Linked DNA regions of Homo sapiens: region 2 is linked to region 1. A link is an interaction called in ENCODE POLR2A ChIA-PET data of the cell type or tissue named here. Cell type or tissue: IMR-90. All regions are shown on one strand. Links, peaks and the distances in the headings refer to the core of each region. The heading gives the core; the rest is flanking DNA.

Evidence for each region. ChIA-PET counts read pairs that join two places held together with the same protein. Peaks named below come from ENCODE experiments on the same cell type or tissue, not always from the same donor. Only the 100,000 strongest peaks of a DNase experiment are listed, where the experiment ranks them.
Region 2: POLR2A ChIA-PET joins it to region 1 with 9 read pairs; 2 of 35 experiments call an interaction of 5 or more read pairs at or near these places.

The regions. Positions count from the first base shown.
Region 1 is chr6:83,316,269-83,332,555 of GRCh38, forward strand. The region is part of intron 5 of ME1 (malic enzyme 1); the gene reads right to left. Among named protein-coding and RNA genes, the nearest start is that of ME1, 110 kb to the right of the region's middle. In IMR-90, for the core only: no CTCF peak of the experiment used is centred there; no DNase peak of the experiment used is centred there.
Region 2 is chr6:83,369,038-83,385,324 of GRCh38, forward strand. The region is part of intron 3 of ME1 (malic enzyme 1); the gene reads right to left. Among named protein-coding and RNA genes, the nearest start is that of ME1, 54 kb to the right of the region's middle. In IMR-90, for the core only: no CTCF peak of the experiment used is centred there; DNase peaks (open chromatin) are centred at 9,794 and 10,164; H3K27ac peaks cover 1,069 bases.

The DNA.
Region 1 (16,287 bases), core at 6,769-10,768:
TATATCTGAGAATGTTGCCCTGTGTAAATTTTGGTATATATAATATGTAATATCACTTTTATTAAATCAGTTTTGAAATTGAGATATAATTTAAATATAACATACCCATTCATAACAAAAGCTCTCAGTAAACTAGAAGCAGAAAGGAACTTCCTTAACGCAATAAAGGACATCTATGAAAATCCCACAGCTGATAGCATATTTAGCAGTGAAAGACTGAGTGCTCTTCACTTACGATAGGGAACAAGACAAGAATACTTACCTTCATCACTTCTACTCTACACTATACTGGAGACCCTAGCTATTACAATAAGGCAAGAAAAAGAAAGAAATATAGATTGAAAAAAAAAGAAGCAAAACTTTTTTATTTGTACACATATAATTGTGTACATAGAAAATACTAAGAAATCTACCAAAAAAAATCCCAGTAGAAAAAAATACATGAATTTAACACAATCACAGTTTATAAAGTAAATATACACAAATCAATTTTACCTCTATACACTTGCAATGGACAGTTAAAAATGAAATAAAATATACAACTCCATTTATAATACCAGCCCAAAATGCAAAATTCATAAGGACATATTTAAGAAAATATGTGTAAGACCTGCACACTGGAAACTACAAAATATTGCTGAAAGAAACTCAAAAAGACTTAAATTGGGAATAACCTGCAAAAAATAAAAATAAAAAAAAAAGACCAAAGTGACACCTTCAGTAACCTAGAATAGAGAAAATTGAAATAATGAATTTGTGAATCTGGCTAATGAGATTTCCAGGCAGAATGCTGACTTGGCTTCTTGTGGCTATATAATAAAGTCTAAAACAGAGAAGAGCTAGAGAAGAAAATGTTCAGTTTGTGAGCAAAATTGAAGGAATATAGAGGACACAGGACTTGCTGGTAAAAGATGTGCATAGCAAAATAAGGTCTTCAAACATGAAATTAAGTGTGTGGTTTTAATAACTTTTTAAGAAATCTCTGAATGATTTAAAGTGAAGACTACTAGATCACCTTGACTAGACAAAAGGAACTGGTCTTCCATTTGTTTGTATCCTCTTTTATTTCCTTGAGCAGTGGTTTGTAGTTCTCCTTGAAGAGGTCCTTCACATCCCTTGTAAGTTGGATTCCTAGGTATTTTATTCTCTTTGAAGCAATTGTGAATGGGAGTTCACTCATGATTTGGCTCTCTGTTTGTCTGTTGTTGGTGTATAGGAATGCTTGTGATTTTTGCACATTGATTTTGTATCCTGAGACTTTGCTGAAGTTGCTTATCAGCTTAAGGAGATTTTGGGCTGAGACAATGGGGTTTTCTAGATACACAATCATGTCGTCTGCAAACAGGGACAATTTGACTTCCTCTTTTCCTAATTGAATACCCTTTATTTCCTTCTCCTGCCTAATTGCCCTTGCTCATGGGTAGGAAGAATCAATATCGTGAAAATGGCCATACTGCCAAAGGTAATTTACAGATTCAATGCCATCCCCATCAAGCTACCAATGCCTTTCTTCACACAATTGGAAAAAACTACTTTAAAGTTCATATGGAACCAAAAAAGAGCCCGCACTGCCAAGTCAATCCTAAGCCAAAAGAACAAAGCTGGAGGCATCACACTACCTGACTTCAAACTATACTACAAGGCTACAGTAACCAAAACAGCATGGTACTGGTACCAAAACAGAGATATAGATCAACGGAACAGAACAGAGCCCTCAGAAATAACGCCACATATCTACAACTATCTGATCTTTGACAAACCTGAGAAAAACAAGAAATGGGGAAAGGATTCCCTATTAAATAAATGGTGCTGGGAAAACTGGCTAGCCATATGTAGAAAGCTGAAACTGGATCCCTTCCTTACACCTTATACAAAAATCAATTCAAGATGGATTAAAGACTTAAACATTAGACCTAAAACCATAAAAACCCTAGAAGAAAACCTAGGCATTACCATTCAGGACATAGGCATGGGCAAGGACTTCATGTCTAAAACACCAAAAGCAATGGCAACAAAAGACAAAATTGACAAATGGGATCTAATTAAACTAAAGAGCTTCTGCACAGCAAAAGAAACTACCAACAGAGTGAACAGGCAACCTACAAAATGGGAGAAAATTTTTGCAACCTACTCATCTGACAAAGGGCTAATATCCAGAATCTACAATGAACTCAAACAAATTTACAAGAAAAAAACAAACAACCCCATCAAAAAGTGGGCGAAGGATATGAACAGACACTTCTCAAAAGAAGACATTTATGCAGCCAAAAAACACATGAAAAAATGCTCATCATCACTGGCCATCAGAGAAATGCAAATCAAAACCACAATGAGATACCATCTCACACCAGTTAGAATGGCAATCATTAAAAAGTCAGGAAACAACAGGTGCTGGAGAGGATGTGGAGAAATAGGAACACTTTTACACTGTTGGTGGGACTGTAAACTAGTTCAACCATTGTGGAAGTCAGTGTGGCGATTCCTCAGGGATCTAGAACTAGAAATACCATTTGACCCAGCAATCCCATTACTGGGTATATACCCAAAGGACTATAAATCATGCTGCTATAAAGACACATGCACACGTATGTTTATTGCGGCATTATTCACAATAGCAAAGACTTGGAACCAACCCAAATGTCCAACAATGATAGACTGGATTAAGAAAATGTGGCACATATACACCATGGAATACTATGCAGCCATAAAAAATGATGAGTTCATGTCCTTTGTAGGGACATGGATGAAATTGGAAATCATCATTCTCAGTAAACTATTGCAAGAACAAAAAACCAAACACCGCATGTTCTCACTCATAGGTGGGAACTGAACAATGAGAACACATGGACACAGGAAGGGGAACATCACACTCTGGGGACTGTTGTGGGGTCAGGGGAGGGGGGAGGGATAGCATTGGGAGATATACCTAATGCTAGATGACGAGTTAGTGGGTGCAGCGCACCAGCATGGCACATGTATATGTATGTAACTAACCTGCACAATGTGCACATGTACCCTAAAACTTAAAGTATAATAATAAAAAAAATAAAATAAAATAAAAATAAAAAATAAAAAGATAGGAAAAAAAACAAAAAAGGAACTGGTCCCGCATCACTCTGACATGCCAGCCAACATAGGAAGGAGGCCTATTTTGAAAGAATTGTGAATGGAGCCTCTGTCAAATTGAGTAGAGTATAATCTGATAACAGAGAAGGCCTAAAGAGTTTTTAAGGGTATGGCACTATCTTGGATTATTAAGACAGAGACACTTCAAATGAAAATAATTCTCTGGGTCCCCAATTTTCTGTAGTCAGGAAGCAGACTGAGAAAGTTATTCAGCTGCTAATACAGATCATTTCTTATGAAAGAGGAAGGATATCTCAGAGGACACAGCCAAGAACCCAGAAGGCAAAACCAAAAGCCCAAAAAAGAACAATGAACTACAGAACCACCCTGAGGAAACTTAATGGGCCCTATTCAAAGAATATTCCCTTCTCTTCCCCATGTAGGTGGCCTGGCAACATGTGCCCAGTTAGATTTCAGAATTGCTATGTACCATTTAGAGCCATATGATTCCTACTCCTCCAGCTATGAATGAGAATGTTGATGGTGGTTATTCTGTCCCTGCCTCACCGTTGTATGTTTGATATGTGGGAACACAGAAATGAGTTCCACCAAGGAGCAAAACCCAAGAAACCTCATTTGCATCTAGATCAGATTTAGATGACAATTTCTTGAACTTTGGACCTGTTGCTATTAGTGGGATGAAACTTTTGAAATCCTAGGATGGTGATAAGCATATTTTATATGTGGAATGTGACCAATTTCTGAAGAATGAGAACTGATGTGGAGAAAGGTCCAGCTGTGCCAGGCATCCTAGCCTTCCTAGCCATTCCAGTCCAAACTGCCAGCCAACAGAATCATAAACATTAATAAAACAGTAATTGTTTTAAGCCACTGAGAGGGTGATGTTAAGAAGGTTAAACCTTCAGATGTTAAGAATAATCTGAAGAGGAGTTTACTTACAGGCAACAGAAATTATAGCCCAGTTCTTCACACTTGTTGTCCTGTTGTAATTAGTAATGGCACCCTCTGTCGTTGTGAAATTGTCTTGGTTTGGCCAATATATCTTACTTATAATGTATTGCATAAGAAGAGTTAAGGATTTCCAGCTAGCTGAAAGTTAACAAGTTATATCATATAAATATATTTCAGATGAAATGTAAAATCTGAAATCAAGTGCCGCTGTAAACTGCAGCTGTTCCTTAAGGCATAAAAACTTTAAACAATTACTGGCAGGCTTCTGAGCAGCTGAAGTTGAAGTGCCAATGTGCTACTAATGGCTGCCAGAATTAAAATACTTTCTCCATGTCTAGAATATATTTAGACTTCTAAAATGTGAATTAGAAAAATTACACAATTGAGAAAAAAATGCTACGTTTCCCCTTCTCTTTTCTCCCTCCTTTCCCATGTTAATAATTAAAGTATACACCATAAAGAAGTCTGACTACAATGTAGTCGATTACAAAGATTTATGAACAAGATAGAGATTCTGAAGTAAATCAGAAAGTTAAAAAATTATCGATTCCCAGGTAAGATGACCAAATAGGAACAGCTCCGGTCTGCAGCTCCCAGCAAGACCAATGCAGAAGGTGGGTGATTTCTGCATTTCCAATTGAGGTACCCGGTTCATCTCATTGGGATGGGTTAGACAGTGGGTACAGCCCACAGAGGGCAAGGAGAAGCAGGGTGGGGCATCGCTGCACCCAGGAAGCGCAGGGGGTTAGGGAACTCCCTCCCCTAGCCAAGGGAAGCTGTGAGGGACCCTGCCCTGAGCGACTATGCACTCTGGCTCAGATACAACACTTTTCCCCATGGTCTTCACAACCCACAGACCAGGAGATTCCCTTGGGTGCTTACACCACAACAGCCCTGGGTTTCAAGCACAAAACTGGGTGGTCATTTGGGCAGACACCAAGCTAGCTGCAGGAGTTTTTTTTCCATACCCCAGTGGCACCTAGAATGCCAGCGAGACAGAACCATTCACACCCCTGAAAAGGGGGCTGAAGCTAAGGAGCCAACTGGTCTTGCTCAGCAGATTCCATCCCTATGGAGCCCAGCAAGCTAAGATCCACTGGCTTGAAATTCTTGCTGCCAGCACAGCAGTCAGACCTGGGACACTCGAGCTTGGTGTGGGGAGGGATGTCCATCATTACTGAGGCTCGAGTAGGCAGTTTTCCCCTCACAGTGTAAATAAAGCCACTGGGAAGTTTGGACTGGGTGAAGCCCACCACAGCACCACAAAGCCACTATAGCCAAACTGCCTCTCTAGATTCCTCCTCTCTGGGCAGGGCATCTCTGAAAGAAAAGCAGCAGCCCCAGTCAGGGTCTTATAGATAAAACTCCTATCTCCCTGGGACAGAACACCTGAGGCAAAGGGCAGCTGTGCGCACAGCTTCAGCAGACTTAAACTTTCCAGCCTGACAGCTCTGAAGAGAGCAGCACATCTCCCAGCACAGCATTTGAGCTCTGCTAAGAAACAGACTGCCTCCTCAAGTGGGTCCCTGATTCTTGTGCCTCCTGACGGAGAGACACCTCCCAGCAAGGGTCAACAGACACCTCATACAGGAGAGCTCCGGCTGGCATCTGGCAGGTGCCCCTCTTGGGGGAAGCTGCCAGAGGAAGGAACAGGCAGCAATCTTTGCTGTTCTGCAGCCTCCGCTGGTGACACTAAGGTAAACAGGGACTGGAGTGGACCTCCAGCAAACTCCAGCAGACCTGCAGAAGAGGGGACTGACTCTTAGAAGGAAAACTAACAAACAGAAAGGAAGAGCATGAACATCAACAAAAAGGACAACCATGCAAAAACCCCACGCGAAGGTCACCAACAGGGAAGACCAAAGGTAGATAAATCCATGAAGATCAGCAAAAACCAGCACAAAAAGGCTGAAAATTCCAAAAACCAGAATAACTCTTCTCCTCCAAAGGATCACAACTCCTCACCAGCAAGGGAATAAAACTGGATGGAGAATGAGTTTGACTAATTGACAAAAGTAGGCTTCAGAAGGTGGGTAATAACAAACTTCTCTGAGCTAAAGGAGCATGTTCTAACTCAATGCAAGGAAGCTAAGAACCTTGATAAAAGGTTAGAGGAATTGCTAACTAGAATAACCAGATTAGAGAAGAACATAAATGACCTGATGGACCTGAAAAACACAGCACAAGAACTTCATGAAGCATACACAAGTATCAATAGCTGAATCAATCAAGTAGAAGAGAGGATATCTGAGATTGAAGATCAACTTAATGAAATAAAGTTTGAAGACAAGATTAGAGAAAAAATAATGAAAAGGAATGAAGAAAACTTCCAAGAAATATGGGACTATGTGAAAAGGCCAAACTGACGTTTGGTTGGTGTACCTGAAAGTGATGGGGAGAATGGAACCAAGTTGGAAAACACTCTTCAGGATATTATCCAAGAGAACTTCCCCAAACTCACAAGACAGGCCAACACTCAAATTCAGGAAATACAGAGAACACCACAAAGATACTCCTCGACAAAAGCAACCCCAAGATGCATAATCGTCAGATCCACCATCGTTGAAATGAAGAAAAAAATTTAAGGGCAGTGAGAGAGAAGGGTTGGGTTATCCACAAAGGGAAGCCCATCAGACTAACAGTGGATCTCTCTGCAGAAATTCTGCAAGCCCGAAGAGAGTGGGGGCCAACATTCAACATTCTTAAAGAAAAGAATTTTCAACCCAGAATTTCATATACAGCCAAGATAAGCTTCATAAGTGAAGGAGAAATAAAATCCTTTACAGACAAGCAAATGCTGAGGGATTTTGTCACCACCAGACCTGCCTTACAAGAGCTCCTGAAGGAAGCACTGAATATGGAAAGGAAAAACCGGGACAGGCACTACAAAAACAAACCAAAATGTAAAGACCATTGACATTATGAGGAAACTGTATCAACTAATGGGCAAAATAACCAGCTAGCATAATAATGACAGGAGCAAATTCAAACAACAATATTAACCTTAAATGTAAATGGGCTAAATGCCCCAGTTTGCCAGACACAGACTGGCAAACAGGATAAAGAGTCAATACCCATCAGTGTGCTGTATTCAGGAGACTTATCTCACATGCAAAGACACACATAGGCTCAAAATAAAGGGATGGAGGAAGATTTACCAAGCAAATGGGAAGCAAAACAAAAACAAACAAACAAACAAAAAACAAAAAAAAAACCCCAGAGGTTGCAATTCTGGTCTCTGATAAAACAGAGTTTAAACAAATAAAGATCAAAAGAGACAAAGAAGGCTATTACATAATGGTAAAGGGATCAATTCAACAAGAAGAACTAAGTATCCTAAATACATATGCACCAATACAGGAGCACCCAGGTTCATAAAGCAAGTTCATAGAGACCTACAAAAAGACCTAGACTCCCACAAAATAATAGTGGAAGACTTTAACACCCCACTGGCAATATTAGGCAGATCAACAAGACAGAAAATTAACACAGATATTCAGGACTTGAACTCAGCTTTGGACCAAGCCTACCTAATAGACATCTACAGAACTCTCCATCCCAAATCAACAGAGTATACATTCTTCTTAGCACCACACAGCACTTATTCTAAAATTGACCCCACAATTAGAGGGAAAACACTCTTCAGCACATGCAAAAGAAAGGAAATCATAACAAACACACTCTCAGACCACAGTGCAATCAAATTAGAACTCAAGATTAATAAACTCACTCAAAACTGCACAACTACATGGAAACTGAACAACCTGCTCCTGAACGACTACTGGGTAAGTAATGAAATTAAGGCAGAAATAAATAAGTTCTTTGAAACCAATGAGAACAAAGACACAATGTGCCAGAATCTCTGGGACACAGCTAAAGCAGTATTTAGAGGGAAATTTATAGCACTAAATGCCCACAGGAGAAAGGGGGAAAGATCTAAAATTGACACCCTAACATCACAATTAAAAGAACTAGAGAAGCAAGAGCAAACAAATTCAAAATCAAGCAGAAGATGAGAAATAACTAAGATCAGAGCAGAACTGAAGGAGATAAAGACATGAAAAACCCTTAAAAAAATGAATGAATCCAGGAGCTGGTTTTTTGAAAAGATTAACAAAATAGACTGCTAGCCAGACTAATAAAGAAGAAAAGAGAGAAGAATCAAATAGAAACAATAAAAAAATGATAAAGGGGAGATCACCACTGATCCCACAGAAATACAAACTACCATCAGAGAATACTACAAACACCTCTACAAATAAACTAGTAAATAACCTAGAATATCTAGAAGAAATGGATAAATTCCTGCACACATACAGCCTCCCAAGACTAAACTAGGAAGAAGTCGAATCCCCGAATAGACCAATAACAAGTTCTAAAACTGTGGTATTAATTAATAGCCTACCAACCAAAAAAAAAAAAAAAAAAAAAAAAGCCCAGGACGAGATGGATTCACAGCCGTATTCTAACAGAGGTACAAAGAAAGAGGAGCTGGTACCATTCCTTCTGAAACTATTCCAAACAATAGAAAAAGAAGGGCTCCTCTCTAACTCATTTTATCACATCAGCATCATCCTGATACCAAAACCTGGCAGAGACACAACAAAACAAGAAAATTTCAGGCCAATATCTCTGACGAACATTGACACAAAAGTCCTCAATAAAATACTTGCAAACCGAATCCAGCAGCACATCAAAACTTATCCACCATGATCAAGTGGGCTTCATCCCTGGGATGCAAGGCTGGTTCAACATATGCGAATCAATAAATGTAATCCATCACATAAACAGAACCAATAACAAAAACCACATGATTATCTCAATAGATGCAGAAAAGGCCTTCAATAAAATTCAACAACCCTTCATGCTAAAAACACTCAATAAACTAGGTATTGATGAAACATATCTCAAAATAATAAGAGCTATTTATGCTAAACCCACAGCCAATATCATACTGAATGGACAAAAGCTGGAAGCATTCCCTTTCAAAACTGGCACAAGACAAGGATGCCCTCTCTCACCACTCCTATTCAACATAGTATTGGAAGGTCTGGCCAGGGCAATCAGGCAAGAGAAAGAAATAAAGGGTATTCCAATAGGAAAAGAAGAAGTCAAATTGTCTCTCTTTGCAGACGACATGATTGTATATTTAGAAAACCCCATTGTCTCAGCACAAAAACTCCTTAAGCTGATAGGCAACTTCAGCAAAATCTCAGGATGCAAAATCAATATACAAAAATCACAAGCATTCCTATATACCAATAATAAGCAAATAGAGAGCCAAATCATGAGTGAACTCCCATTCACAATTGCTACTAAGAGAATAAAGTACCTAGGAATACAGTTAACAAGGGATGTGAAGGACCTCTTCAAGAAAAACTACAAACCACTGCTCGAGGAAATAAGAGAGGACACAAACAAATGGAAAAACCTTCCATGCTCATGGATAGGAAGAGTCAATATCATGAAACTGACCATAGGGCCCAAAGTAATTTATAGATTCAATGTTATTCCCATCAAACTACCACTGACCTCCTTCACAGAATTAGAAAAAACTACTTTAAATTTCATATGGAACCAAAAAAGAGCCCATATAGCCCAGACAATCCTAAGCAAAAAAAACACAAAAAAACGAAGCAAACAAAAAAAAAAAAAAACAAAGCTGGAGGCATCATGCTACCTGACTTCAAACTATACTACAAGGCTACAGTAACCCAAACAGCATGGTATTGGAACCAAAACAGATATATAGACCAATGGAACAGAACAGAGGCCTCAGAAATAACACCACACATCTACAACTATATGATCTTTCACAAACCTGACAAAAACAAGCAACGGGGAAAGGATTCCCTATTTAATAAATGGTGTTGGGAAAACTGGCAGAAAACTGAAACTGGACCCCTTTCCTTACAACTTATACAAAAATTAACTCAATATGGATTAAAGATTTAAACATAACACCTAAAACTATAAAAACCCTAGAAGAAAACCTTGGGAATACCATTCAGGCCATAGGCATGGGCAAATATTTCATGACTAAAACACCAAAAGCAATGGCAACAAAAGCAAAATTGACAAATGGGATCTAATTAAACTAAAGAGCTTCTGCACAGCAAAGGAAACTATCATCTGAGTGAACAGGCAACCTACAGAATGGGAGAAATTTTTGCAATCTATCCATCTGACAATGGGCTAATATCCAGAATCTACAAGGAACTTAAATTTACAAGAAAAAACCAAAACACTCCATCAGAAAGTGGGCAAAGGATATGAACAGACATTTTCAAAAGAAGGCATGTATGTGGCCAAAAAACATAAAAAAAAGCTCATCATCACTGGTCATTAGAGAAATGCCAATCAGAACCACAATGAGATATCATCTCATGCCTTTTGGAATGGTAATTGTTAAAAAGTCAGGAAACAACAGATGCTGGAGAGGATATGGAGAAATAGAAATGCTTTTACACACTGTTGGTGGGAGTGTAAATTAGTTCAACCACTATGGAAGACAGTGTGGCGACTCCTCAAGGATCTAGAAATAGAAAAATCATTTGACCCAGCAATCCCATTACTGGGTATATACCCAAAGGATTATTGTTGCGGGAAGTCAGGGACCCCAAACAGAGGGACCGGCTGAAGCCATGACAGAAGAACGTGGATTGTGAAGATTTTATAGACATTTATTAGTTCCCCAAATTGATACTTTTATAATTTCTTATGCCTGTCTTTACTGCAATCTCTAAACACAAATTGTAAAGATTTCATGGACACTTATCACTTCCCCAATCAATACCCTTGTGATTTCCTATGCCTATCTTTGCTTTAATCTCTTAATCCTGTCAGCTAAGAAGGATGTATGTCACCTCAGGACCCTGTAATAATTGCGTTAACTGCACAAATTGTACAGCACAGCATGTGTGTTTGAGCAATATGAAATCTGAGCACCTTGAAAAAAGAACAGGATAACAGCAATTGTTCAGGGAATAAGAGAGATAACCTTAAACTCTGACCATTGGTGAGCTGGGCAGAACAGAGGCATATTTCTCTTCTTTCAAAAGCGAATGGGAGAAATATCACCGAATTCTTTTTCTCAGCATGGAATATCCCTGAGAAAGAGAATGCGCACCTAGGGGTAGGTCTCTGAACTGGCCCCCCCGGGGCACACCTGTCTCTTATGGTTGAGTCTGCAGAGATGAAATAGACTCCAGTCTCCCATAGCGCTCTCAGGCTTATTAGGAAGAGGAAATTCCCGCCTAACAAATTTTGGTCAGACCAGTTGATCTCAAAACCCTGTCTCCTGATAAGATGTTATCAATGACAATGGTGCCCGAAACTTCATTAGCAATTTTAATTTCGCCTCGGTCCTGTGGTCCTGTGATCTCACCCTGTCTCCACTTGCCTTGTGATATTCTATTACCCTGTTAAGTACTTGATGTCTGTCACCCACACCTATTTGCATACTCCCTCCCCTTTTGAAAATCCCTAATAAAAACTTGCTGGTTTTTGTGGCTTTTGGGGCATCACGGATCCTACCAACATGTGATGTCTCCCCCGGATGCCCAGCTTTAAAATTTCTCTCTTCTGTACTCTGTCCCTTTATTTCTCAAGCCAGCCGATGCTTAGGAAAATAGAAAAGAACCTACGTGATTTTTGGGGCAGGTCCCCTGAAAGATTATAAATCATTCTATGATAAAGACACATGCACACGTATGTTTATTGCAGCACTGTTCACAACAGCAAAGACTTGGAACCAATCCAAATGCCCATCAATGTTAGACTGGATAAAGAAAATGTGGCACATATACACCATGGAATACTATGTAGCCATATAAAAGAATGAGTTCACGTCCTTTGCAGGGACATGGATGAAGCTGGAAACCATCATTCTCAGCAAACTAACACAGGAACAGAAAACCAAACACCGCATGTTCTCACTCATAAGTGGGAACTGAACAATGAGAACACATGGACACAGGGAGGGGAACATCACACAGCGGGGCATGTCAGGGGGTGGAAGGCAAGGGGAGGGATAGCATTAGGAAATACCTAATGTGGATGACGGGTTGATGAGTGCAGCAAACCACCATGGCACATGTATACCTATGTAACAAAGCTGCATGTTCTGCACATATATCCCAGAACTTAAAGTATATAAAAAAATTCTTCCAATCATAATAATGTCCCTGTTAAAAATTAGTTTTTTTAATTTCATAATTTTAATTAAGATAATCAAGGCTTGAATAATTAGTGCATTCTCAGAGATTTGGCTGACAAAAAAATTAGTATCTACAAAAAGCAATTTAACAACATTATTCAGTTTTGATAATGGTTCCACAGACAAAGTAGACTGGCACAGAAGTGATATTAATTTACTGGATTAAAAACTTCTTATGGTCAGGAGCAAACACTCAATAGATCACTGTTAGAGAATAAATACTTGGTATTAAGGAAGCACTTAAAAAAGGGTGGAACTTCTTTAGCACTAGGTGTTACACTAAATGCATGTGGTGCCACTGAAGACTTATGAAAATTTACAAGCCTGAGAAAAGGAAAAAGACTGGGGCAAAAGTAAGGAATAAGACATATGGAAATATAAGAGAGCTCAAAAAAAGGAGATAAGGAGGGTATATATTGGTAATTATACTAATGATCTTACTATTCACATTATCTCAATTCTGCACCCTTCAGAATTTATAACTGAAGCATCTATTTATTTGAAGTTAATAGTAATCACTATCAAATCTCACCTTGTTTTTGTCTCCCACATTTCTATCTTTACAATCTGACGTGTCTGAGAATTTAAAAATATTATCTTAATATTATAAGTATTTTTCTCATCACAAAAGCAATATTTGTTTATCAGAAATGTTTGAGAGCACTGAAAAGTAAAATTAAAACCAAAGAATACCAATAATCTCTACCCATTCAGAACTACCCAACATTAGCACCTTGATGTATATTCTTCCAGGTCCTTTTCTTTGTATCTATGCATATATAAGATTATCTGTCCAAATTTGGGATGATAGCATAGAGTATATTTTAACCTCTTTTCACAAAGGAATATATGATGAAAGCTTTCGTGTCAATAGACAAACATCTGTACTGGTACTCTGCTCTCCTAGAATGTATGAATAAATTAACAGCACCTCATCACACCTCCAGTGGTATATAATAAGTATGTCTATTTTGTTGCAGTCTCAAATAAGGTATCTTTTCATATCATGCCTATATCATGAAATATACATATAAATATATAAGAAGTAACAATAAATTCATATCTGTACCTGCTATATGTGTGTCTCTGTGTGGCACATAGGCACAAAACTGTTCTCAAGCAGCATTCATTTATATTCCTTTTATATTACTGTTGTGCATTTTTTCATAAGTTTATTGACCATTTTTATTTCTTCATTTGTAAATTATCTGTGTCCATATGTCCTTAGGCAATTTGTATAGTGGAGATTTCACATTTTCTTACTTACTTTAAAGTGTTCTCTTTTTTTATGTCTTCTTTTAAAATTATTTTTTAGAGACAAGTTCTCACTCTGTTGTCTATCCTGGAGTGCAGTGGCATGATCATAGACAGCTCACTATAGCCTCGAACTCCGAGACTCAAGGAATCCTCCCACCTTGGCCTCCCAAGTAACTAGGACTACAGGCACCATACCTGGCTAATTTTATTTTAATTTTTGCAGAGACAAGGTCTTGCTTATGTTGCCCAGGCTGGTCTTGAACTCCTGGGCTCAAGTGATCCTCTCACTTCACCTCCTAAAGTGTTGGGATTACAGGTGTGAGTCACTGAGCCTAGTCTAATATTCTCTTACTGACCTGAAAGTATTCTTTAAATATTAAGAACATTATACACCTTTATCTTCTATACTGATGTAACTATTCCTCATTCTAGCATTTATTTTTAAACTCAATTTATAATCTACAGAAAATTATTTTCTTTGTTACCATTTCTCATTTTTTGTTATGGATTCTATAAATAAATAATATATAACTTTTGCTGTTTTGTTGCCTCATGTCATCAATAAGAATAAGCAAAGTAACCATCACATTCAGGTAAGAGTCTAAAACCAGTACCACTAAAATGTCAGCATGCATATGAGCTGGCATGATTATTAAAAAGTGCTAGAAATAAAAATGATTAAAATTTAGTTGTGATTCAGTATGTCTGGAGCAGGGTGCAAAATTCTGCATTCTTAACACATGCCCCTGATAATTCTGAAGTGGTGAGAACTTGTATTATTAAGTTATTTCGAACTTGTATTATTAAGTTAAAATAAAACCATTCTACTTCCTACTAGGTTTCTGTCTCATTTAAATAAATTTTCCATTTTGTTCTATACAATCAGTATTTCTAAAATTTACATAAAAATTTCAAGGAGTTCCTGCTAGTTATAGTGTGCATAAAATCAAACTAAAGAAAGACCCCATTCTCTTTCCCAAGGCACTAGTGTAGTGTCTCAGGAAACAGATAAATAAATTCTTGATAAAATCTATTAAGATCTTCTAATTTAGAGAGGGTGGGGCAAAATGAGACCACAAAGAGCAAGCAAATGAAACTCCAAGCCAAACTCCTGGGAGTTGAGAATTTTCTTCTCTCCCCTGGCTTTACTAATGATGACTGGTATTCATTCCAATACAGGATCACTTGTCTGAAGTGGCAAGGGTACACTGTACACATCAACCAGAGGCCAGACTAAACATAAAACTAGACACAGAAAAGCTGAGACCTGGAGCAATGGTTTAATAAGCAAAGAATACGCAGAAATCACATTCTCCTACTCATTCTGCCCGTGACCTCTTGAGGACTGATCATGTGCTATGGGTTGAAAGGTGTTGCCCCCAAATTCATATGTTGAATCCCTAATCCCAGTACCTCAGAATGTGACGTATTTGGAGACAGAGTATTTAAAGAAGTAATTAAGTTGAATGAGGTCATTAGAGTGGGCCCTAATCCAATATGACTGGTCCTTTTAAGAAGAGGAAATTGGCCGGGTGCGGTGGCTCACGTCTGTAATCCCAGCACTTTGGGAGGCTGAGGCGGGTGGATCACGAGGTCCGGAGTTTAAGACCAGCCTGGCCAAGATGGTGAAACCCATCTCTACTAAATATACAAAAATTAGTCGGGCGTGGTGGTGGGCGCCTGTAATCCCAGCTACTCAGGAGGCTGAGGCAGAGAATTGCTTGAACCCGGGAGGCGGAGGTTGCAGTGAGCTGAGATCATGCCACTGCACTCCAGCCTGGGCAACAGAGCAAGACTCCATCTCAAAAAAAAAAAAAAAAGAAGAGGAAATTAGGATACAGACATACACAGAAGAAAAACTGTATGAAGACACCAGAGGAAGACGGGCATCTACAAGTCAAGGACACAAACCACAGAAGAAACCAACCCTACCAACACATTGATCTTGGACTTCCAGCCCCCAGAACTGTGAGAAAATAAATTTCTGTCAGTTAAGCCACCTAGTCTATGGCTCTTTGTTACAATAACCCTAAAAAAAAGAATATCCCATATAACGTATGAAAAGGTTCTTTAAGACATAATAATGTCCAAACAAGCAGGAAGGGAACACAAGGAACATCTACTCAAATTATTTTTAGTCAAATAGCAAGCCTCAATATTAGTCATATACAAGAAAAACAGACATATAATCAACATAATTTCTATGAAAAGATTTGGCAACAGCAAAAAAAGAAGGAATTAAACATGACATGTTCTAAAGAAAATTTACTTCACGTAACAAGTAAACTTTATATAGCAACTGCTTCACAATTAAAGAAAATATGGACTGTGAAATAACAGAGGAAAGATGAGATGAAAATATAAACACAAACACCCTACCTAATTTAATACTTAGTATTATTAACTTAAAGAATAAGAGTATTTTCCATCTAAACAAAATCAAAATGGCCATTATTTTAAAGTCAAAAAAAACAATAGATGTTGGCACCATGTGGTGAAAAGGGAAAACTTATACACTGTTATTGAGAATGTAAATTAGTATATCATCTATGGAAAACAACATGGCGATTTCTCAAAGAACATAAAGTAGATCTACTATTCAATCCAGCAATCCCACTACTGGGTATCCACCCAAAGGAAAAGAAGCCATTATATCAAAAAGACACCTGCACATGTATGTTTATCACAGCACAATCCACAATTGCGAAGATATGAAATCAACCTCAAGTGCCCATCAACCAATGAGTGGATAAAGAAAATTTTCACATATATAT
Region 2 (16,287 bases), core at 7,701-11,700, 54 kb after region 1:
GTTCTGGGATACATGTGCAGAATGTGACTTTTAAAATAAAAATAGATATATATGCTTTAAAGAATTTTCTCCTGTAATTTTTTCCCACTCTTCCTTGTACTTCCAGGCACACAGTTAAGTGTCAGGTCATGTGGGTCATTACATGAAGAATAGGGTGATGAATGGGAGATCAAAGACCTAACTAACTGTTGGTAGCCCAAAGAGGACATTTCATTGGAAATTTCTTTTCTATTACTGACACTGAACTTACTGTAGGCACTCTAAATGTCTACTGAAGTGAACTGAGGTATTTGTTCCATAATTTTTAAAATATACTTTATTTAAGAGGGTTTTGGCCTAACAGATTAAAGTAACTCTCTAGTTTTTCCAAGTCAATGACCTTATTTTCTCCCTTTACCTAAGTGCAAAATCTCCCACCATATAATAAAAATACTATCCTTACTAAGATGGATATAACACCTTCCATTTTCAAATGACTGGTAGAAAAATGATCCTTCTATCTTCTAAGACCCAGAGAGGTTGAGATTGGAGTGAGCCATGATCATGCCACTGCACTCCAGCCTGGGCAACAGACAGTGACCTTGTCAGAAAAAGAAAAGAAAAGAGAGACAGAGAGAGGAAGGAAGGAAGGAACGAAGGAAGGAAGGAAGGAAGGAAGGAAGGAAGGAAGGAAGGAAGGAAGGAAGGAAATAAATGAAATCCAATCCATAGAAAACGATTTTTTTATAACAACTTGAGAGGAAGGAATATATTCTTTCTCGGTTCAAAACTTGACAGTCAACTATATCAAAGTCCTATATATTTCCAATCAAATTAACTTTGGTATAATAAGATTTAAACTGATTACAGAGAATTCTTAAAGGGTCATGAAAGAACAGTAAAGATGATTCAATGTTTTAAAAGACAACCCTTTAGGGGTTCCTTTAGGAAAGGTTTTAAAAGGATGCAGCGGAGAAGATATGAAGAGAAAAAGATAATAGTTCTTAAATATTTATAGAATTATTGCAAAGAGTTTAAGAATCTACATCTCAATCAAAAATAAAAACTTAGGTTAAATACAAGTGATTCAGGCTAAAATTTGTAAAGACCGTTACATACTAAAATGGATAAAGTTAGGAAGATATGTTCATACTTTTCTGTGACATTAGAATTAAAGAAATGAAGTAGCTGACAAATCCCTGTCTTTCTCAGTCTGTACTGTAATTATTTCAAGATACTATATGGTGAGAGGAAAAGGCATAATAAATTCTACAGCTTAACTTTGCAGGAAAAACAGTCAACTTTACTTACACTGTGTTCAATCCCGTATGTGATAACTTGCTTGCTTTTTCTAAACTCCCTTTCAGTAAAGAAGGTGGCAAAGGTACCATATTTAATGGGACAGATGACAATTGTTTGAATATGACATAATAGAGAGGAAAACGAGACAATTTGAAATGAGGATTGAAAAACATAGAAATATCCATAGAATGATAAACTCCTATGCATAAAAAGCAACTGCATAAGTACCAAAGGCTTGCCAAATATCCATCCTACTCATCCTGCTTGAGTTAGCAAATTCTATCAAATAGAATAATTACTTAGTCTCACATTTAGACTGGTATCTCAGGTTTCTTTCCAAACATTACAAATAACAGCAATGAAGTAAAGGGGAAAAAAGCACTTCTCACTGTTAAATGAAAATATATACATCCTATCCAGCATTTACTGGCAACGCAAAGAAAAAATATTTCCATTACTTAATGTCTAGGGAATGACAGTTATATCCAGGGCCAATATAAACTGACTATGCAATGGGATCCAAGAGCGGAAATAGGAGAGACATTCTATGATGGAAGTGCACCAGAATGACTCCATGCTTTTATGCAAGAAGTCAAAGGCATAAAGCACAAAAAACATTAATGAAGAAAAAGAGGATACGGTAGAATTCAATTACCTCTAAACATATAACACTTTACTTAGACCATTAAGATTTGCCCCAATGTTCACATGAAATTTACCTGTGCTGGCTCAAGATCTCATGTCCCAAATCTTTAGGTAATCTCTATCATTAATACAACTTTCATTAATCATATTGTTGTTGCTATAAACTTTCTAATAATTTCATTTATAATTTATTCTAAGAATTTTATTATTGTTTCTCTGATAAAACAGCATTCTTGAAGAGCAATAGCTTCTTAGTTGAAGTTTTATTTTCAAGTTCCTTTCAAACTGCTACTAAAGTAAATCCTACAGCCTTGACTTAGCCTTTATCCAGAAGTCTTTCCCTTTGCTGATCTTTACATTGGAAGTCTACATTCTTGCAGATTAGTGTATCTAAACCCAAAACTAACTGATCAAACTATTCAATCAATCAGTCTCATTTCCTATTCTAATGTTTTGGAAAACTGACAGAGACTCACATGCATATGCTGAAAACTGTAGGAATAGGCCTATATAAACCTAAACAGAAAAACTGCTGTTTGTTCACAGGCCTTGTTGCCGGGTTTTTCCTTTTCAGAGAAAAGAAAATGTATCAACAGAAAAATATAAGCCATACAGACAGACTTGGTATACTGCCAAATACAGTTCAAGCAAATTCTTCTGATATGAGGCAGTTTTCCAAAGAATTTTCCAGGGGAGGTTGCTACTGCTGGGTACTAAGAAAACGATCCCTTCAATTCTACTCTATAAACCAAATAATGCCCATTTTCCCTCAGATCTAGATCACCTCTGCACAAATTCAAATTTATGCTACTACTGAAAATCTGTCACTAGTTTCCTTCAAGTCTAGCACGAGTGAGAAATATGTTTTCAAAAATTATAGCTGTACTATTATCATATCAATAAGACTTGGTTCAGAATAGAGTTCTCAGGGTACTTCCTTTGGGGTGTTGTGCCTGAATTCCAGTTCTCTCTGGTTTAGGGGCCCCTCCTGTATGATTCCATGGCACCCTATATTCTCTTATCATAGTGTTTATCACGCAATATTATAATTGCTTGTTTGTCTCCTCTGTTAGATCATATGCTTCATGCAACAAACCATTATGTCTATTGTATTCATTATTTTATTCCAATGACCTAATACAGTGTCTAGCAAATAGTAGCTGAGGCATATTAAAGATGATCACAAATCCTTTGACACTTCTCCCGTAGAGAAGTGGGGTCGATGTCTTCTCCTTAATTTCAGACAGCCTCTGTAACTGCTTTGACCCATAAAATATGACAGAAGTAAGGCTGTGCCAGTTTCCAACCAATTCTTAAGAACTATCAGCTTCCACTTCCTCTCTCTTCAAACATTTACTCTTGGAACCCCAAGACTGACTGGGGTATGGTTTGAGAGACTTTCCTAGGACAACAAAAGCATCAACAGTTTTAATTTAATCAATTTCTAGATATTTACCTTTCATATCTCTCTTTCCTAAATTTGATCTGCCAAGACCTAGTGTGGTTCTCCAAGATTGATCCACTCATGTGGATTCTCCATTCCCTAGCTGCTTTAATACTAGACTTTCTTCTCTCTTACAAAAGAAAGACACCAAATTATCTATCTCAAGTTGCTATTGGCATTGTCCCGAGGTGTAAAAACCTTTGGGATTTTACTGGATTTGGTGAGGTAACTTACACGACCAGGTAAGGCCTGCTAACGTGTGCTTTATCTGGTTTTTCACATATTCCTGTTACAGGTAAACTCTAACACTAGAATGAGGGTATTTTTAGTTCTGAATTCAGACAATGTAGAGTAGACCAGTGGGAGATGGCTTCACTGTTGAGGGAGACACTCATGAAAGTAAGGCAAAAGAACCATATGTTGAAAATGGCTTTTTCCCTCACATATTTGACAAAAAGCATACATTTCCAGCTATTCACAATGGTTATGCTATGTCCACCGGAAAGAAAGAAATATTCAAACAGCTGAAATAAGTAAATGTTTAGTGATGTTGAATGTTTTAACATAAATAGAATACTTTCCAAAACTACTAAATATTCCCAGATATACTGGCTAAAACCTGCAGATAAAAATTTCATGTTATTTTCATTCAAATAAAAGTTCCATCCTTCAGTTAGATATTAGATAACACTTTATTAAATTCGAGCATTTATTCCTGTTAAATAACCCTCATATTAATTTATTTTATCAAATGTTTCATATTTCCTGTATCTTTGTCCAAAGGCCAAATTATTGACAGACCACCAAACCAAGCATTTTTAGTAACATGTATTTGTTTTTTTTTCTTCTGAAGAGTCTCACTTCATCGCCCAGGCTGGAGTGCAGTGGTGCGATCTCAGCTCACTGCAACCCGTACCTCCCGGGTTTAAGCGATGCTCCTGCCTCAGCCTCCCCAGTAGCTGGGACTACAGGTAGGTGCCAACAAGCCCAGCTAATTTTGTATTTTTAGTAGAGATGGGGTTTCACCTGCTGGCCAGGCTGGTCTCGAACTCCGCCCACCTCAGCCTCCAAAAGTGCTGGGATTACAGGCGTGAGCCACCGCACCCAGCCAGCAATGTGTATTTTTATCTTTCATTAAATACATAGAAAGTTTGATCATTATATTTAACAAAATTAATTTGTTAAATTTATTTTAATTTAAATTTTATTTTACTTTAGGATCTGGGATACATGTGTACAGAACATGCAGGTTTGTTACATAGGTAAATGTGTGCCACGGTGGCTTGCTGCATCTATCGACCTGTCATCTAGGTATTAAGCCCTGCATGCACTAGCTATTTGTCCTGATCTCCTTCCCCTCACCCCCCACAGGCCCTGGTGTGTGTTGTTCCCCTCCCTGTGTCCATGTGTTCTCATTGTTCAACTCCTACTTATAAATGAGAATATGCGGTGTTTGGTTTTCTGTTCCTGTGTTAGTTTGCTGAGGATGATGGCTTCCAGCTTCATCCATGTCCCTGAAAAGGCCATTATCTCATTCGTTTTTATGGCTGCATACTATTCCATGGTGTAATATGTACCACATTTTCATTATCCAGTCTATCATTGATGACCATTTGGGTTGGGTCATTGATGACCATAGTGCTGCAATAAACATATGTGTGCATGTATCTTTATAATAGAATGATTTATATTCCTTTAGGTATATATCCAGAAAAGGGATTGCTGGGTCAAATGGTATTTCTGGTTCTAGACCTTGGAGGAATCACCACACTGTCTTCCATAATGGTTGAACTAATTTACATTCCCACGAACAATGTAAAAGCATTCCTATTTCTCCACAGCCTCACCAGCATCTCTTGTTTCTTGACTTTTTAATAATCACCATTCTGACAGGTGTGAGGTAGTTTCTTATTGTGGTTTTGATTTGCATTTCTCTAACAATCAGTGATGTTGAGCTTTTTTCATATGTTTGTTGGCCACATAAATGTCTTCCTTTGAGAAGTGTCTGTTCACGTCCTTTGCCCACTTTTTGATGGGGTTGTTTGTTTTTTTCTTGTAAATTTAAGTTTCTTGTAAATTCTGGATATTAGACCTTTGTCAGATGGTAGATTGCAAAAATTTTCTCCCATTCTGGAGGTTGCCTGTTCATTCTGATGACAGTTTCTTTTGCTGTGCAGAAGCTCTTTAGTTTAAGTAGATCCCATTTGTCAATTTTAGCAATGTTGCAATTGCTTTTGGCAATTTCATCATAAAATCTTTGCACATGCCTATGTCCTGAATGGTATTACCTAGATTTTCTTCTAGAGTTTTCATGGTTTTTGGTTTTACATTTAAGTATTTCAGCCATCTTGAGATAATTTTTGTGTAAGGTATAAGGAAGGGGTCCAGTTTCAGTTTTCTGCATATGGGTACCCAGTTTTCCCAGCACCATTTATTAAATAGGAATTCCTTTCCCCATTGCTTGTTTTTGTCAGGTTTGTCAAAGATCAGATAGTTAGAGATGTGTGGTCTTATTTCTGAGGTCTCTATTCTGTTCCATTGGTCTATGTGTCTGTTTTGGTACTAGCACTATGCTGTTGTTGTTACCATAGCCTTGTAGCATAGTTTGAAGTCAGGTAGCATGAGGCCTCTGGCTTCATTCTTTTTGCTTGGGATTGCCTTGGCTATATGGGGTCTTCTTTGATTCCATATGAAATTTAAAGTAGTTTTTCTAATTCTGTGAAGAATGTCAATGGTAGTTTGATGGGAATAGCATTGAATCTATAAATTACTTTGGGCAGTATGGCCATTTTCACAATATTGATTCTTCCTATCCATGAGGATGGAATGTTTTTCCATTTGTTTGTGTCCTCTCTTATCTCCTCGAGCAGTGGTTTGTAGTTCTCCTTGAAGAGGTCCTTCGCATCCCTTGTTAGCTGTATTCCCGGGTATTTTATTCTTTGTAGCAATTGTGAATGGGAGTTAATTCATGATTTGGCTCTCTGCTTGTCTATTGTTGGTGTATAGGAATGCTTGTGATTTTTGCACATTGATTTGGTATCCTGAGACTTTGCTGCAGTTGCTTACCAGCTTAAGGAACTTTTGGGCTGAGACCTTGGGGTTTTCTAGATATAGGATCATGTCATCTGCAAACAGAGACAGTTTGACTTCCTCTCTTCTTATCTGAATACCTTTTATTTCTTTCTCTTTCCTGATTGCCCTGGCCAGAACTTCCAATACTATGTTGAATAGGAGTGGTTACAGTGGGCATCCTTGTCTCATGCCAGTTTTCAAAGGGAATGCTTCCAGCTTTTGTGCATTCAGTATGATAATGGCTGTGGGTGTGTCATAAATGGCTCTTATTATTTTGAGATATGTTCCATCAATACTTAGTTTGTTGAGAGTTTTTAACAGGAAGAGATGTTGCATTTTATCAAAGGCCTTTTCTGCATCTATTGAAATAATCATGTGGTTTTTGTCATTGTTTCTGTTTATGTAATGGATTACATTAATTGAATTGTGTATGTTATTTCTAAATGCCCAACACCAGAACTTAATATATGCATACATACGTACTTCCAAGTAATATCATACTTGGAAGTGTTTCATACTCTCTAGTTCATAAATAACTTGTAGTTTCTGCTATATATTATACTGCTTTATTACAAATTAACAAATGAGAAACAATTATCTTGTTTTATAATTTTTAAATAGATAAATCATTTAATTATATCTGCATCATGTTAATCTTGACATTATGATTTTTATTAATCATATAAGCTGTGTTCTATAAATTATTTCTCAGTGGTGTTTATAATATTTAAAAAAAGAGGCCAGGGCTGAGCACGATGGCTCATGCCAACACTTTGGGAGCCTGAGGTAGGTGAATCGCCTGAGGTCAGGAGTTCAAGACCAGCCTGGGCAACATGGTGAAACCCCATCTCTACTAAAATGCAAAATTAGCTAGGTGTGGTGGCGCATGCCTGTGATTCCAGCTACTTAGGAGACTGAGGCAGGAGAATCACTTGAACCTGGGAGCTGGAGGTTGTGGTGAGCCAAGATTGTGCCATTGCACTCCAGCCTGGGCAACAAGAGTGAAACTCTGTCAAAAAAAAAAAAAAAGAAAAAAAGAGGCCGGGTGCAGTAGCTCACACCTGTAATCCCAGCACTTTGGGAGGCCAAGGCGGGCTGATCCCCCAAGGCCAGGAATCCGAGACCAACCTGGCCAACGTGGCGAAACTCCATCTCTGTCAAAAAAAAAAAAAAATTAGCTGGGTGTGGTGGCGGACGCCTATAATCCCAGCTTCTTGGGAGACTGAGGCAGGAGAATCACCTGAACATGGGAGGCAGAGGCTGCAGTGCCCTGAGAATGCACCACTGAACTCCAGCCCAGGCGACAGAACCAGACCCTGTCTCACAAAAAAAAAAAAAAAATTCAAAAAAGAAATATTAACACATTTTGATTGAAAAATGAAGTCAGAATTTTTCTGGCAGAAAGTAAGTCTAATTCACCTGTAAGATTTGATAAAGAGGACTGTTTGGGCCAATGAGGTTACATGGCAAGTATTTTCCAATACATCAAGGAATGAAATCTGTAACTTCAAGTTTATGACAAAAGTGTAAGATACACACATTTCATACTGAAAAAGTTTATACTGTGGAAATGTATCAAAACTAATATTTTAATTTTCCCAACCCTTTATAAGTATCTCAGATTAAATGACTTTAAGTGAAAAAATAACAGATATTAGACCATTTGAAAAATCTTGGTAAAGACTTTTGGAGACAGTTTTCAGAAATTTAAAAAGTGATGATTATGATGATGGGGTAACAAATCCTTTTGAAATTCAAGTGGCTTCTAATTCTTTGCTTTCAACAATTTTGAAGGAGAATATAATCTAGTTGTCAACTGGCACATCAATTAAAAATAAGTTTCCATAATATATCTCTACATGTTTTTTGGCACATGACTTGGAAACAGTTCTAAGAATTAAGTGACACTGCTAAACAAAACTCTTTGACATTTAGTAATAAGAAAGAAAAAAACAACTTTCTATCAAAAATGTCTTTTCAGAAAGAGGAATGATAATCATCTGGCATTGATGAAATTACCAGTCACTCTCAAACATGCAATTGCAGACTTGAGAGCATAGTTTTTGGAAATACTTAAATTTAACCCAATATTTGGCAGCATACTGGCAATCAAAATAACTTAAACTTTTAAACTCCCAAATATATAATATAATAATTTAATTTAAAAGGGAGAGGTACTAGGTTGGTAAATAATTATTTGAAAAAAAATGTATATGAAGCCTTTGGGATCTCAGCCTTCAGATTTCCCCAAGATCTTGCTAATTAACTATGTTCATAGCTGGGAAGGCAAAGGGATTGGTGTTTAGAAAGTATTTTTAAAAAACAAAGACTCAAATTATGGTTTTAGTTTGTGATCTTTTTTTTCCATTTAAACTAAAATAAATTGCTAGTGGATTCAAATAAATTTAAAAAGGTTTGAGGCAATAATTAATAAAGTCACAGATTCAGTAAAATCATGAAATTATTCAAACCATAGAAAAATGAGAGGAACCACAGAGATCCAGAAGACAGGCAAGATTTACTCTGTTTTCTCTGAGCTGCAGTAAGGTGCCCCATACCCAGGGGAGGAAGAAAGTGTGAGACTCTGCTAAAGTGGGTCAGATTATTTTTTTTAAAGGACACGAGCCCTCCACTGAGCCTAGGAGGAACTCAAGGGCTAACAACTATCTAAAATGTGTGTTTGCAAGACTCATTCATTAAAAATAATTAATACAATGGGGGGGTGGGGAAAAGACAGGAAAAAGATGTTCTAAAGAAAACTACTATAATTGAGCATAAAATAGTATATAGGCAAAGCTCAATAGGAAAAACTGAATTAGTTCTCAATTCTAGCAAGAGAGAAAGAAGAAAAAAAGGCATTTCTTTGATTTTGAGAGGAATTTATCAAATGGGTCTTTATATAAAGCACATTGAACAACATTGTAGACATTGTTTCTAACCACAGTTTCAATGAAAGATATAAAAGAATTTTCTCTACTTGGTATTTTTTTCTCATATAGACCCTGACAAAAACTAGATACAATGAAAGTTACATATGCCTGTAAATCAGGTTGAATGAGTCAGAAATAATCTTTGCCGAAGACAGTTTGCTATATTGTTAAAGTATCAAACTAGAAGGTATCTTCTTTATTCAGATATTTATATTTGTCCATTGATTGGAGAAGACATGAGAGGGAAGGTTTTTTCTTTCTTCCTCTTTTTTTTTTTTTTTTAACCAATTCAATGTGGCAGTTAGCAGATACTTGGACAACAGAAATCCTTCATGTAACTCTCAAACTGACTGAACTGGCTTAATACATAAATGAGACTTTCAGCAACTTGTTCATCTGTTTTCCAACCACAAGGAATTCTTCCTACCATAGTCATTAGTGGTTTTCTCTGGGTACAAACTAAAGAAGACTGCCCTCTGGGATTGCTTGAGGTTTTTGTTTTGTATTGTTTTCTAGCATGTACCTCATTTCCAAATAAAAGCAAGAAGAAAACAGTTCAATATATTCTTTGGCATTGCTCATGATGGTTACTTATTTATTATAGAAATGCTCTAATTACTTCCTTATTTTCAACACTAATAAAATGAATTTCATTAGTGTAACTTTTCACATTTTAAAATAAACTCTGCTCTATTTTGTTGCATGAGAAATAATGAAAAGTAATAAAGAAACCATACTACCATCTCCAAGACTTTAACAGTCACATGTTAGGAATGTCTTATAACTGCAAGATAAGTCACAAGCTAAATTTGGTAAAGAAATAATCTTTGCAAAAAGAAATCTACAACATCAGTATCTTATTTATCTTACTAGAAAAATTAGTGACCTCATCTGCTCATGTGAAAAAGAAAGAACTCCCCAATATAAAATAGATTGTTTTCTGGGTGAGGACTTTCTTGAGAAACTTTATATAGTTTAAATTATCACTTAGATTTAACACTTTCCACCTGTCTTCAGAAATACTTGTATTTCCTTTAAGGTACTAAATATGATATACTAGTCGTGAGACAGAATAACATAATAGCTTCCTTTGCATTCTATGAATGCTTGTAAACACCGTTTTCAGTAATTTTTATATGAATCTTGATTTGTTAGTGTCTTAGAAATATCTTCATTAATGATATTTATAATACATAATTTACATTTGCTTGGTTTTTTGAAATCCAGTTCTTAAAATTATTTTTTTAGTTGATGAGTCAGATGACATCCATCCTTTTCCATTATTATATATTACTAAATACATGTTATAACATTAAACCAATTATGTTCCAATGATAATTTCTGTAATCACGTTTCAAACTAAGTTTCAATACGTAGAAACTTCTGCTTTATAAGAAAGAATTTGATATTTGAGAACTGTACGTACATTTGAATTGTAGATAAATCAGTTTTTAAGTTCTATATACCTCTTGTCAAAAGAAAGGTTTAAGAGGGAACATTTTACTTAAACAAAGTAACAATACTCATTTTACAGAAGAGGAAACTAAAGTTCAGATGAGACATTTAGTAAGAAGAAATGGAGGGATTCAAACCAACCCTCTTCAGGTCCAAAGCACATACAAGGCTGGCAATGTTTGTCATAGTTTATTGCCCATTTATTCACTTAACAAAAATTGCTAATTCTACTAAGTTCAGGGGTATAGCTGAAAGATACAGAGTTGCTACCCTCAAGAAAAAAATCAGTCAGTAGATAGAAAAGAAAGTCAGTTACTACACCATCAATATGAAATAGATTGTGAAAATGCCCAGGGGATTTCGAGGGCATTCAACTTGGGGTAGGGACATGAGTGGGAGGAATAGGAAAGAGATGACAGAGAAGCAGGCAAAGAAGTCAAATTACAAAAATCCTTGAATATCATGCTAAAGAGTTTGAATTTTATCATGGGGGAAATGGGGAGCCATTCAGTTATTTTAGTCAGGAGAATGACATAATTAGATATATCTTTTTGAAAATCCACTCCCTTTTGACAGTCTTCAAGGGTAAATATGCAGTAGTAGTCCAGGAAAGAAACAAGAAGAACCTAGCTAAAAAAAAGTGGCAATGGGGATTGAAAGGACAAAAGAGACTCAATAGATAATTAAGGGATACAATTTCTAATGCTCAAAAAGGGAAAGGAAGGGGAAAAAATCCTGATTATCTCTGAGGTGTTTGCTTTAGTAACTGAATGAATGATGTTGCACCTTACAATGTTAGAAAACCTGGGAGCCTGGGATGTTAGGCTGGGGAGTGGGTAAGTGGAAGTAGTTGTTTGCCATATTAAGATGAGCTACTTAGTAGTTGAAAATACGAGTAATAATCTTAGGAAAAGAAATCTAGGCTACAAATATTGACTTGGAAATTCTCCAATTACATGTGACTAAGAGAATATATAGAATAAAAAGAAAATAGAACCCAGAATAAAACCTTGGCAAGAACCAACATTTTAGTGGGTGGAATGGATCACTGCAGTTAGCTGAACAGATTAAGAAGGAAATAATTGAAGAAAGGAAATGTATTAGATATAGTTCATGGAAATAAAAAGCTGAACCAATGAATTCATGGGGAACATGGAGAGAAATATCTGAGATAAGGAGGATAAGGCTGCAGAGTGTTTACATTCTTGTAACTGCAAGAGTGAGATGAGCCAAAAACACAGCTGGAATGAAACACTGAGGAGCAGAAGGCCCAGCCGAAATTGAACTGTGCAGGCAGAATTATAGCACTCCACCCCCACATTAATAATATTTTAATTAAAAAATAGGTGCACAGAAATGAAATGAACAATACTTACTGGCTTCATAGAACATGATCTAATTGGCTCTTCTGGGAGGGCAAGAAAGGATTGGTTCAGGATGGATTTGTACAGTGAGTAAAGGACAAGATAGTGAGGTGATTGACTTGGGCTATAAATAAAATGAACTATATTAAGCCTGCAAGCTTAAGAAATTCTTTTTTTTTTTTTTTGAGACGGAGTCTCGCTCTGTTGCCCAGGCTGGAGTGCAGTGGTGCAATCTCAGCTTACTGCAAGCTTGAGAAAGTCTTATGTACAGGAGACCTTCTTATCTCCAGCTGATGTATTTAGAGTCTGTGTATATACCTACATGCTGTGTGTCCATATCCCTATCACCTCACCTACCTATAGCCATCAGTACAGGACTACAAGACTGTGGAATTATTCCCATGTGAACTGGTTGCTGCTATTGGCAACTCTGTTAGCTTACAGCTTTTCTTGATTTCCTTGCTCCATATCTTAAGAGGATCAAGTGCATTCAAAGCAATTAAGAATTGGAAAGGGATCCAATACTGCAAGTCTTCTTAGTGCCCTTTCCATTCCATTCTAGCTCTCATTTCTAATATTTTATCCACATGGCAGCCAGAGTAATCTTTTAAAACTTTAGTTAGATGCTGTCTACTTTGAATATTCAATGGCTTTTTAAATGGATTAAGCTTTATAATGAAACTCTATCATGACCCACACACCCTGCATGAGACTGCTGTCTACCTCAAACTTCATCTCATGCCACCTCCCCAGTCCCAGATCTTTTGAACAAGCTATCCCCTCAGGCTCAAAGGTTTTTATTTTTTCCTTTTTTTTTTCCCTGATTTTCACAAGCTGCTTCCTTATCCTTCAAGCGGCAGCCTAAACTATCTCCTTACAGGCACTTCCCTAACTATACTGTGAAAGGAAATCCCCTGTTATTGTTTATCATTGTCCTCTGTTCATTTCCTTCATAACACAAACAGTACTCATGTATTTCTTTGTTCACTTGAATATTACCTGTAAATTCCACAAATGCAGAAATTAAGTCTTTATTTACCTATTCTCAATGCTTGGTAAAGTGCCTGGCATGCAGTGGACGCTCAATAAATTTCTGGTAAAGGAAGGAAGGAGAAGGGAAATAATAAGCATAGTCAATAATTTAAAAGACTGTAAAGAAATGGCAAGGTTGGGAAGAAAAAGCAAGAATCTTCCGGAAGAATTGAATGGTCAATAATATTATCTGACAATTTCTAAAATTAGGTTTAAATGTTAAATTACTATAATTAATCCAGTCAGTATTAGGAACTTTTAAAAGTGAAACCATAGTAGAGCAATATTCCTAAGAAATATCTGCTAGAATTAAGCTCCTCTGAAAAGCAATATATGAAACTCTTCACAAGTAAACACTCCAGTATTTGAGAAAATAATCTTAATTAACAAACATAATACATCATTTTACCTTTTGAAAATCAGAACACATATTAATCAATAGGGAAAGGTCCAAGGAGCTACATGATAAGAGTGCTGCTTCTCTGAGCAACTCAGAGTAGAGTTGGAAAACATAATCAATCTAAGATAAGAAGACTCAAGATTGGTCTAGGAATATGTATTGGCTATTTTCATGTGTCAACCTAGCTAGGCATAGTACCCAGATGTTTGGTCAAACATTCTAAATGTTTCCATGAAGGTAGTTTTTAGATGATACTAATATTTAAATCAGTAGATTCTGAATAAAACAGATTACCTTCCACAATGTGTATGGGCCTCATCCAGTCAGCTGAAATCTTATTAAAAAAGACTGACCTCCCCCGAAAAAGAGGAAATTCTGCCAGCAGACTGTCTTCAGACTCAAACTGCAGATTTTAGACTTGCGAGCCTCATGGGACAACTCCTTAAAATGTATACACACATACATATACACACATATACATACATACATACACACACACATATATACTATTGGTTTTTTTTCTCTGGAGGACTCTTACTAATGCAAAGTATTAGGAGGAAGAAAACAAGTTCAAGCCCCAACTCTGGCACTTACTATCTGGTGATACTTTCCTCTGAATGATTGTTTTACATTATAAAATGAGCAGGTTTTAAAAATCAACAAATAGCAAATGTTACTGACTCAATCTCTACATATCACAGCTCAACTATTGTTTCCAAATAAATGTGGACTCAAAATGTACAGAAAATAATTTTATATAACCTCTTCTTCATTTATTCACTTTAAAACTAGTACAAGCACCCAATTAATTAAGTATAAATAGACTGTTGTTCTGATAAACTCCAAAGTACTTTTCATGGTAAAAAGCACTGGAAAGAATCCTAAGGTAACACTGATCTCATCAGGCAGATGGCATTTATTTGGCACGTTGACAATAAAAATGAACTTATTTAAAGAGGGAAATAATATACTTGCACATTTTCAGCTTTTAAAATAAATTACCTCATTTCATAGTGAAAATGTTTTATTTCACAAGGCAGCACTATTTTTGTAAAATATGATATTCTCCAAATTATTATAAATGCCATTAATTCAGCCACCAATCATATTAAGATCAGGGTTTATACTGTTAAATGAGAAACTTCTTTGCTTAGAAAAAAATAAAATTTGATATCCTTAAGGATTTAAGTAGATAACATTTAATTTGGAATCCTTCTATCAACTATTTTATAAATTTTACCATAGCAAAGATAAAATATTATTACAAAATATACAATAAAACATATAGTATTGAGTTAAAATTGACAATTTGCTGCACCCATGTTGCTGCAAAGTACATGATTTCATTCTTTTTATGGCTGTGTAGTATTCTATGTGTATACGCACCACATTTTCTTTATCCAATCCACTGCTGGTGGGCATCTAGGTTGATTCCATGTCTTTGCTATTGTGAATAATGCTACAACGAACATACCAGTGCATGTGTCTTTTTGGTCGAATGGTTTATTTTCCTTTGGGTATATACCCAATAATGGGATTGCTGGGTTGAATGGTAGTTCAGTTTTCAGTTATTTGAGAAATCTCCAAACTGCTTTCTACAGTGGCTAAAATAATTTACATTCCCACCAGCAGTGTACGAGCATTTCTTTTCTTTGTAACCTCACCAACATCTGATTTTTTTTAACTTTTTAATAATAGTCATTGTGACTGGTGTGAGATGGTATCTCACTGTGGTTTTGATTTGCACTTCTCTGATGATTACTGATGTTGAACAGTTTTTCATGTCTTCTTTTGAGAAGTGTCTGTTTTTTGCCCACTTTTTAATGGGATTGTTTGGTTTTTGCTTGTAAATTTAAGTTCCTTATATTAATAGATTCTGGATATTAGAGCTTTGTCAGATGCATAGTTTGTGAATATTTTCTCCCAATCTGTAGGTTGTCTGTTTATTCTTTTAATAGTTTCTTTTGCTGTGCAGAAGCTCTTTAATTAGGGTCCTTTTTTCGTTTTTGTTGCAGTTGCTTTTGGGAACTTAGTCATAAATTATTTGCCAAGGCCAATGTCCAGAATGGTATTTCTTAAGTTTTCTTCTAGTGTTTTATAGTTTTAGGTTTTACATTTAAGCCTTTAATCTATCTTGAGTTAATTGTGAAAGGAAGGGATTCTGTTTCAATATTCTACATGTTGCTAGCCAGTTATCCTAGCACCATTTATTGAATAGGGAGTCCTTTCTCCATTGTTTGTTATTGTTGACTTTGTCAAAGATGACCTGGTTGTGGGTATGTGGCTTTACACCTCATCTAGTGATTAAGTTCTACATTCTGAGGCTATGCCATGCAAGCATACACTTTCTTCTATATGAACATCTTTCAAATAATTGAAGGCTTAACTATCAAGTCTTTCCTTTTAAGCTAAACATTCCTATTTCCACCAACTGTTTCTCACATGACAAGTTTTCAGTAACTGTCACTGTTATTGTCACTTTCTCTGGATATCAATGACACTTCAAAACCATGGTATGCAAAACTAAATACAATATTCGAGATGTGATTTGGGTAGAGGATGCAAAGTGATATAAGAACTATGCCTCCTTTTTAAAAATTCTTTATTTTTAGTAAAGAACAGTGAGATTTATAATCTTCCTTAAAAACAAATACTCTTTTTAAA